Linked DNA regions of Mus musculus: region 2 is linked to region 1. Evidence: chromatin contacts called from ENCODE POLR2A ChIA-PET data. All regions are on one chromosome and are shown on one strand. The core of a region is the stretch at or near the end of the contact, and the rest is flanking DNA. Distances in the headings are between cores, read along the strand shown. Region 1 holds the start of Dag1 (dystroglycan 1). Region 2 holds the start of 1700102P08Rik (RIKEN cDNA 1700102P08 gene).

Region 1 (3,722 bases), core at 637-3,136:
CACCAGCCCTTACTTATTTATTTTCGAGACAGAATTTCTCTGTATAACCTTGTGTACTCATTCTATAGACCGGGTTGGCCTCAAACTCAGAATCAGAGATCCACTTGCCTCTGCCTCCCGAGTTCTGGAATCAGAGGAGTAAGCTACCACCACCCAGCTTTTTTAATATAGTTTTTTAAAGTTTTATTCATTTCAAATGAGTATACTGTAGCTGTCCTCAGACACACCGGAAGAGGGCATCAGATCCCATTACAGATGGTTGTGAGCCACCATGTGGTTGCCGGGAACTGAATTCAGGACCTCTGGAAGAGCAGTCAGTGCTCTTAACCGCTGAGCTATCTCTCCAGCCCTATATCTTATGTTTTTATTGTGCTTGGAGTTGGTTCTTTCTTTTCACCATGTGGGTTGTGGGGACCCAACTTAAGTCATCAGTAATGTCTTTACTGTCTAAGTAATCTCTGAAGCCCTTGATTAGTTTTTGAGACAAGGTATCACTCTATAGCCCAAACTGGCCTGGAGACTCATTATGCGACCTTGACTGGCCTTCAATTTACAGCAATCCTTAAGTCGCAGCTTTATGAGTGTAAAGATTACAGACGGCAGCAACCATGGCCAGCTCATTCTCAGCCTTTCTAAAATGGTACAGTCTTAAAGTCAGAATCTGAGAAGCCATTAACTCTTCAGTTTATTAACATCCAAGGGATGGCCTGCTCTTGCTCTCCTGGATTTTAGTTCCTCTTCCTTTTCTAGGCTCTATGAGTTAGTCACGTAAGAATTGAGAAATTGCAAACAGGTATTTGAGGTAGGGCATTTCTTCCTGAAAATTTTTTCTCCTAGACTCTTCTGAAGAGAACTGCCCGTCCTTTAGGCAGGAATCCCAGGCTGAGTAGCCGCCGGGTCTGTATTCAGAATGAGTTTACTGATAACAGCTTGTGTCTGAAACTCCAGCCTGGCCCTAGGCCAAAGAGGAATGGATTCCTTCTAGCAGTGTGGGGTCAGTTAGGAAGGGAGCAGAGCCTACCACAGTTCTGATTTCCACAGGTATTATGCACTGTCAGGTTTAGTAACTTGTTAAATCTCCAGTCTCTGGAGTTTGGGCCCTCTGGTGAGCCCAGGAGAGTTAAGAACTACTTTAGGACCCTCCATAAATGGGGGAGGCCAGATTCTAGCAGTAACCACCCATCTAAAGAATGTGGGCCACCGGGGGGTGAGTGACCTGTGCTAGCGGGTCAGAGCTATTTTGAGCTCCAGAGGAGGCATTGGATTTTAGCTTTCCAAGGAGGGGGAGGGGAAGCCTGTTGTATGGCCAGCACTAAAGAAATGGGTTACCTTCCTGCCCACCCACCCGGATCTGGCCTTAGTTTCTCCATCCATATTAAGGAGAGGGTAACAAGGCCTCTCTTCCTTTGCAATTGGGAGGGCGCTTCCTGAGTGTTTGAATGGTTTAGATACCGCTTGCGTTTTGCTCGAAGGAAATTAGGGGGCAGCTGTGTGGTGGCTTGTTGTGGCCGGACCGGTTCGCCGGCCTGTCCATACCTCGATTTATTCTTCGGGAGAAGTTGGGAAAGGTGCCCCTCCCCCACCCCAGCTAGCAAGCGCTCCCAGCTACCCGGACTGGCTAAGGCGTGTCCCGGGACCCACTTGGTCGACTTCGGGGGCGGGGCCTCTACGTCGGGGCGTGGCTTTTGGGGCGGGGGCGTGACAGGCCAATGGGCAGAGAGGTGCGGGACGGGGCGGGGCCTGTGCGCGGGTGCGGCGCGCTGCGGGGCTAGCGACGCAGGCAGAAGCGGGCCGCGCGCTGAAGGCTAGTCGGCGCCGCTCCGAGTCGGCCGTGGGATTGGCTGCGGCACTCGCGTGTCAGGCGGTTGCTAGGCTCCGGCCGCGCGCCCCGCCCTCGCGCTCGGCGCCCTCTCACCGCTCGGTACGTGATCGCGCGGAGGCTGCGGCGCGGCGCTCGCGCTCCTGGGGCTCGGGGGCGGCAGCGGCGGTAGCTTCGCGCGGAGTCCCCGGGGAGTGGCGGCGGTGTCCCTGGGCCCGGAGGAGCGAACACCTGCCGCGGCCTGCCCGTGGTGCTGGGTGAGTGCGCCTCCCGCCTCTGCCTCCCGGTGCCTGCCTGCTGGGGCCGGGATCCCCGCTGCAGCCGACCGAGCCTTCCGCGGAACACCTGCTGCTGCTCCCTTTCGGCCCGGGGCGGGGACACGGCCACGGACGTCCTTGCGGGTGAGGAGGCGGCGCCGCCGCCGTCCGTGCGGAGCCGCCCCTCGGCTCTCCGTCCGGTAGCTGAAGGCTGAGGCCGGAGCTGCGCGCCGCGGCGACGGGCCAGGCCTCGGCCCCGGCCCGCGCTCCCGGGAACGCGGGGCCTGTGCATCGGCCGCGGGCGTGTGCGGCCTGCGGGCTGCCTCCGGGTTGCCAGTGGGGGTCGCGGCCCAGTTAGGAGGCATCTCTACTGTGGGGCTCCTGCCAGAGGCTGGGAAGGGCGCCGCCCCCGCCTCTTGCTTTGAGCTGCTCCGAGTCTTGGGGTTCTTTCCTCCCCCTCGGTTGCGCTTCTGTGGGAGACTCCTTTACTACCTTTGCAGTGGGTATTTGGGAAATCAGGTTCACTTGCGAGTATATTTGGAAAATGTTCCCAGAGGGAACACCATGTTGACTCAGAGTCCTTTGCTATAACTCCCAAGTTCATTTATTGACAAACTCAACGGGCAATTAAAAACACACCTCTTAATCTCTACAATTTGAGAAGCTTTTGTTAAGTTGAATTACATCAAGATTAGTTTTCGTGGTGATGACGAAGTTTTGACTGGTCCGCCTAGTCTGGGACAGTACCTTTATAGCCTAGAGGTCTAACTTGAGAGTCCAGCCTGCTGTTTCCCTAAATAAGCGAGTAGAAGTAGTTCTTGGCGTGGAAGCCAGACTCGTGAAGTGAGGGTGGTGTTTATAGAACATAACTCCAGCTAGAGTTGGGTGTGCTTCCAGATGTTTTGGAATCTGATGGAGATGGGGTGTTGCAATCATATTAGTATATATTGTGCTTAATGAGCAAGAGACATACTTTCAGAATGTTCTAGTTTAGAAAAAGAATTCCACGGTAACGGGTTGTACAGATCGATGGTTTAAATATGGAGAATTGAAGTTCTTTTTGCCTTGAAGTCAAGGACATGGTCAGCGTGCTTAAAGGACATAGGGGCTATTGGAGAAATCAGATCTCACTAGGGAGTTAGTTGCAAGGCGTGTGGGATCCTGTGTGAAGGTAGGAGTAAGTAGCACTATGCAGGCAGCACCGGGTGGGAATGTGCAAGCATTGTTGATATGTACCTCTGTTGAAATTGTCACCGGACAAGTCCTCATCATTCTAAAAAACCTGATTTGACAAGATGCATTCATTTAGTAAATGTTTGACTTTACTCCCTGGGGACTTCTGGGTAGGACTTGGGGGCCCATGTAATACATCTTGCTTTGTCCTTAACTGATTTTGGGTTCAGTGAATGAGAATCAGAACCCATGACGAGAATATGCTTGCTTGCATGGTAGCCTGAAGAGAGCCTTCCTGAGCCGTGCGTGGCCTTCAGGGCCAGCAGGAATTAGCTGGGGGACATAAAGGCTTGTACACCCGGAACCACATGTACATGGTTTAAAATAGAGCCTGGGAGTCTTCCAGCTGGACAGGTGGGAGCTCTGGGCCTTCTTTGCACATAGGAGCTCCAACCTCTTAGGGTACAGGAGCT
Region 2 (3,722 bases), core at 514-3,013, 130 kb before region 1:
AACAAGGTAAATCCAGGAAGCAGGGCCTAGCCATAGACTTAGGTGTGGGAAAGGACGGTAAAAGCCAATGCCCGGTCTCTGAACATGTTATTACAACGCTGCACATTATTTTTTGTGTTTAAACCAGGTTTCTGCAGGGCTGACAGTTCACGCCTACATTTCTTACACTTGGGTCTTTGCGAGTATGACAACCCGAGTTGGCTCCCTGAACCCACAGGGCAGAGTCCACTCCTGAAAGGTTCCCTTTGACTTTTGTAAGCATGCTGTGGCTATACACACACACATAGAATTTTTAAAATGAGAAAAAATTGGCAGCTGGAGTATGGCTGGCTCAGTGGTTGAGAGGGCAGCACTGGCTGCTCTTCCAGATCTGAGGATCCCACCTGGTACCTAACAACTGTCAGTAACTCTAGTTCCAGGGGATGTGATGCCACAGCCTTCTGGCCTCTGCAGGCAAAACATCTACATGTACAAAAGACAAACATTAAAAAAACTTAGGGAAAATCCTTAAAGTATCAAACCAGACAAAACATTGCAAAGGCTTGTAGATCAGCGGGAGTGCCTGCCCCAGCATGTGTGAGGCCTTGGATTCAGTCCTTCGCACTACCCACAATTTAAAACTAGCTCAACACCTATTACCCTTTGGTACAGTAGTTTCGATGACTGTTTGGAAAATAACCAGGCTTTCAACCTAAACACATAAAAACTGTTTGCCGGCCCACATTCTAAAAACCATGAATTTCTTGTGTACAGTCAACGCTCCAAAGAGGAGGCTAGCTTAGTCATTAGATCTGAGATCTTCAACTTTTTTGTTTGTTTGTAGACAGGGTTTCTCTGTATAGCCCTGGCTGTCCTCGAACTCAAGAAATCTGCCTGCCTCTGCCTCCCGAGTGCTGTTTGTTTGTTTGTTTTTTTAAACAAACAACGGTTTCTAGAAAGCTATCGAATTAAAATCACCTTAAACTATCTTTTCTCCAGTCTTCCCCATCACCTGCAGCTCTCCAAAACTGTCTGTCACGTGCCAAAATGGAAGACTGCATCAAGACATTTTCCTTGCTGGTCAGAGGTTTCCTTTTGGGGTATAGAGGCTGCTGAAGTTTTGAATTAACCGGAATATGGTGTGTCCCGAAGGCCGGGTTCTCACTCTCAGGAGCACACGAGGCACCAGAGTATGGGGCAGCAGAGGGGCAGGCAGCCAGTGGGTTTCTGCAGAGGAGCCTGTGTACCGGCTGGGAGGTGAGCGACGGGGCGTCCAGCCTCTGCTGGGCTGTGCACTCCTGAGAATGCCTGACTCCTTCAAAGGCTCGGTCTATAGCAGCAGTCAGCTCCTTTCTGCATCTTCGTAGTTTTTCAGACATTTCCCTAAAAGCGACCATGCTTTCTTTTATTAAGTGATAATTGTAAATGCACGGAGCAACGGGAAAATGATGCTTCTATACAGGAGGCTGGGATTCAACCTCGATTTCGAGTATGACCTACGGTTATACAACATCATCCTTCGTTCTTTTCCTCGGAGGGGCGGATCACCCGCCATTCTCAGAGGACCCAGGGTCACGGGATTCTCAGAGGACCCAGGGTCACGGGGGAGGGCCCGAGACGCCCCGCCTCACCGCCCAGAGCTTCCTTAGCCTGTAGGCCGCTAAGCCTTTTCCCTCCACCCACTACTGCGCCCAGTTGCTGTCTGGGCCCCCAAACTATGGCCAGCCTAGACAGGACGGGGCCCCGTTGAGTCCTCACCCAGCCGTTGCCGCACAAGAGTGCCCAACGGTCACTGAGTCCACGTTCCAAGACCAGCGATTCCCAACCCCCACCTACTAGGTTAAAGGTCGAGGTGAAGACTCACATGACCCCAATGGGAACAAAGGCCCTAGAGCTGGCCTGTTAGGTTGCCGGCTTTGCCACTAGGGGAGTAAGGGAAGGGTTAAGGAAGAGAATCCGGTCTGGAGAGGGTCTATTACCGAAAAAGTATTTTCTTAAACCTTATTAACTAGAATGTTTGGAGATCTGAAAAATACCCATTGTGTTCTTCTGAAGCTAACGTGGAGAAACAATGCCACACACTGCACCCAGTTTTATGAATAGACTTCTTTTAAGGGAGAGCTAATGAAAGTTCCACATAGAATCACTTTATCAAGGGCAGTGGGGGACAAAACAGAACTTCTAGGAGTCTGTGAGAAACTGAAAACAATAGCCCAATACTAACTTCATTTCATAACCGGGAAGGCGGCTGGAAAATTCTGAGAGAACAAGAGAATAGAAACGGGTTTCAGAGACAGTTTAGAAAACTATAAGCCCATCTCAATGAACAGCAAAGAACTAGAGGACAACATCAAATTTGCTGGAGGCTTGGTTTACTGTGGCCAGACTACTGGGGTGAGCAGTGTGGGCACCAGAATCCAAAACCCAGTTCGGAGCAGCCCTGCAGGTGGGTCTTCATGGCTGCACCATGCTCATTGCAGGGTCTTCCTCTCCACTCTTTGGAATCCATGAGACACATGCCACTGTGCACCAAACCCCAGCCCACAATTGAGCTCCACAGGTTTTTCTCTCACCACCCGTTTAAAAGAAAAAATAATCCAGCCTCTTAACATAGAGCCCTTCTCAGAAAGCAGGGTTTCTCTTTCCTTCCTCTTCTCATAAAAGGAGGTAATGTCCTCATCTGGTTTGAGATTGATATGAGCAGTCTTCAAGAGTGCCACAGATATTCTCCTGGGGGAGGATGCTGGTGTTGGGAGGGTGGCAGGGTCACAGAGGCCACATCAGTTGGTGTCCATGTTGTAAGCCTCCTCATCCCCCATGCCCTGGTGTGAGCTGCTCAGCTTCACCCCTCCATCAGAACCGGGGAAACTGCCGAGCGAAGATGTGCTGGAGCATTCGTCATCCCGACGCTGATAGAACAACACGTAGGCGGCTTTCGTCTAAAACACAAGGAATGGGGTCCATTCACTGATAATAAACTCACCCCACCCCTTTCCTAGCACCTGTGATCCCAGCAAGGCGAGGGGGGCCTGACAGGAGGATTCTTTTTCCAAGGTCAAGGCCAGCCTGGGCTTCAGAGTGAAACCCTATCTTAAAAAAAAAAAAAAGCAATCTTAAACTGAATGTGGGGATGGATATCTGTAATACCGGCACTCAAGAAGCAGAGGTAGGAGAATTACCCTAAGTTTGAGGCTACAAACTTACAAAATGAGTTTCAGAGCAGGCAGAGATATAGAGATACTATCTCAATAAACAAGCACACTCACTGAGTGACTGAGTGGACAGCTGTACTCTCGGGAACCTGCCACCTTTATTTATTAGCTGCTTCCTGATGCCCCTGCCATGGCTCTAGCAAATGCAGATAGATGCACTGTGATACCTCTAGGAAAACTGAGCTTCTCCGTTAGGAAAGATCTAGGATGAATGGCAGTCCCCTCTGCTCCACTCAGAGCCCTAGCAGATAAGGAGGTAACCGTCTGGCTTGAGGGAACCTTTTCGGTTGATTTGTTGAGAGCCCAGGGAGGAGCAGGCACCTGGGAAAGTACTCACCACTATCTGGTCCTCAGAGGCCAGGGACACACTGCTATCATCAAAGTAATACCATTTCCCGTTCAGTCTGTTCTTCGCATATGCAGTGTCTGCCAAGTTACAAACAAAATGCTCTAATGGCCACCAAAAAAAAAATAATCTTGTAACCTTATTAGGTTAGCACTAAATACTCGCACATACTCATACCCAAAATG

What was found. ChIA-PET counts read pairs that join two places held with the same protein, here RNA polymerase II (POLR2A).
Region 2: POLR2A ChIA-PET joins it to region 1 with 13 read pairs in embryonic stem cell. The contact joins the promoter of 1700102P08Rik here to the promoter of Dag1 in region 1. POLR2A ChIA-PET finds 5 or more read pairs at or near these places in 3 of 5 experiments (Patski and embryonic stem cell).

The regions. Positions count from the first base shown.
Region 1 is chr9:108,261,979-108,265,700 of GRCm38, reverse strand. It overlaps Dag1 (dystroglycan 1), which reads left to right and starts at 1,886. Exons shown (of 4, transcript NM_001276482.1): 1 at 1,886-2,076.
Region 2 is chr9:108,390,875-108,394,596 of GRCm38, reverse strand. It overlaps 1700102P08Rik (RIKEN cDNA 1700102P08 gene), which reads right to left and starts at 1,763. Exons shown (of 4, transcript NM_053216.2): 1 at 1,738-1,763; 2 at 958-1,362. The coding sequence starts at 1,358. Usp4 (ubiquitin specific peptidase 4 (proto-oncogene)) reads right to left here. Exons shown (of 22, transcript NM_011678.2): 21 at 3,529-3,617; 22 at 2,068-2,918. The coding sequence ends at 2,760.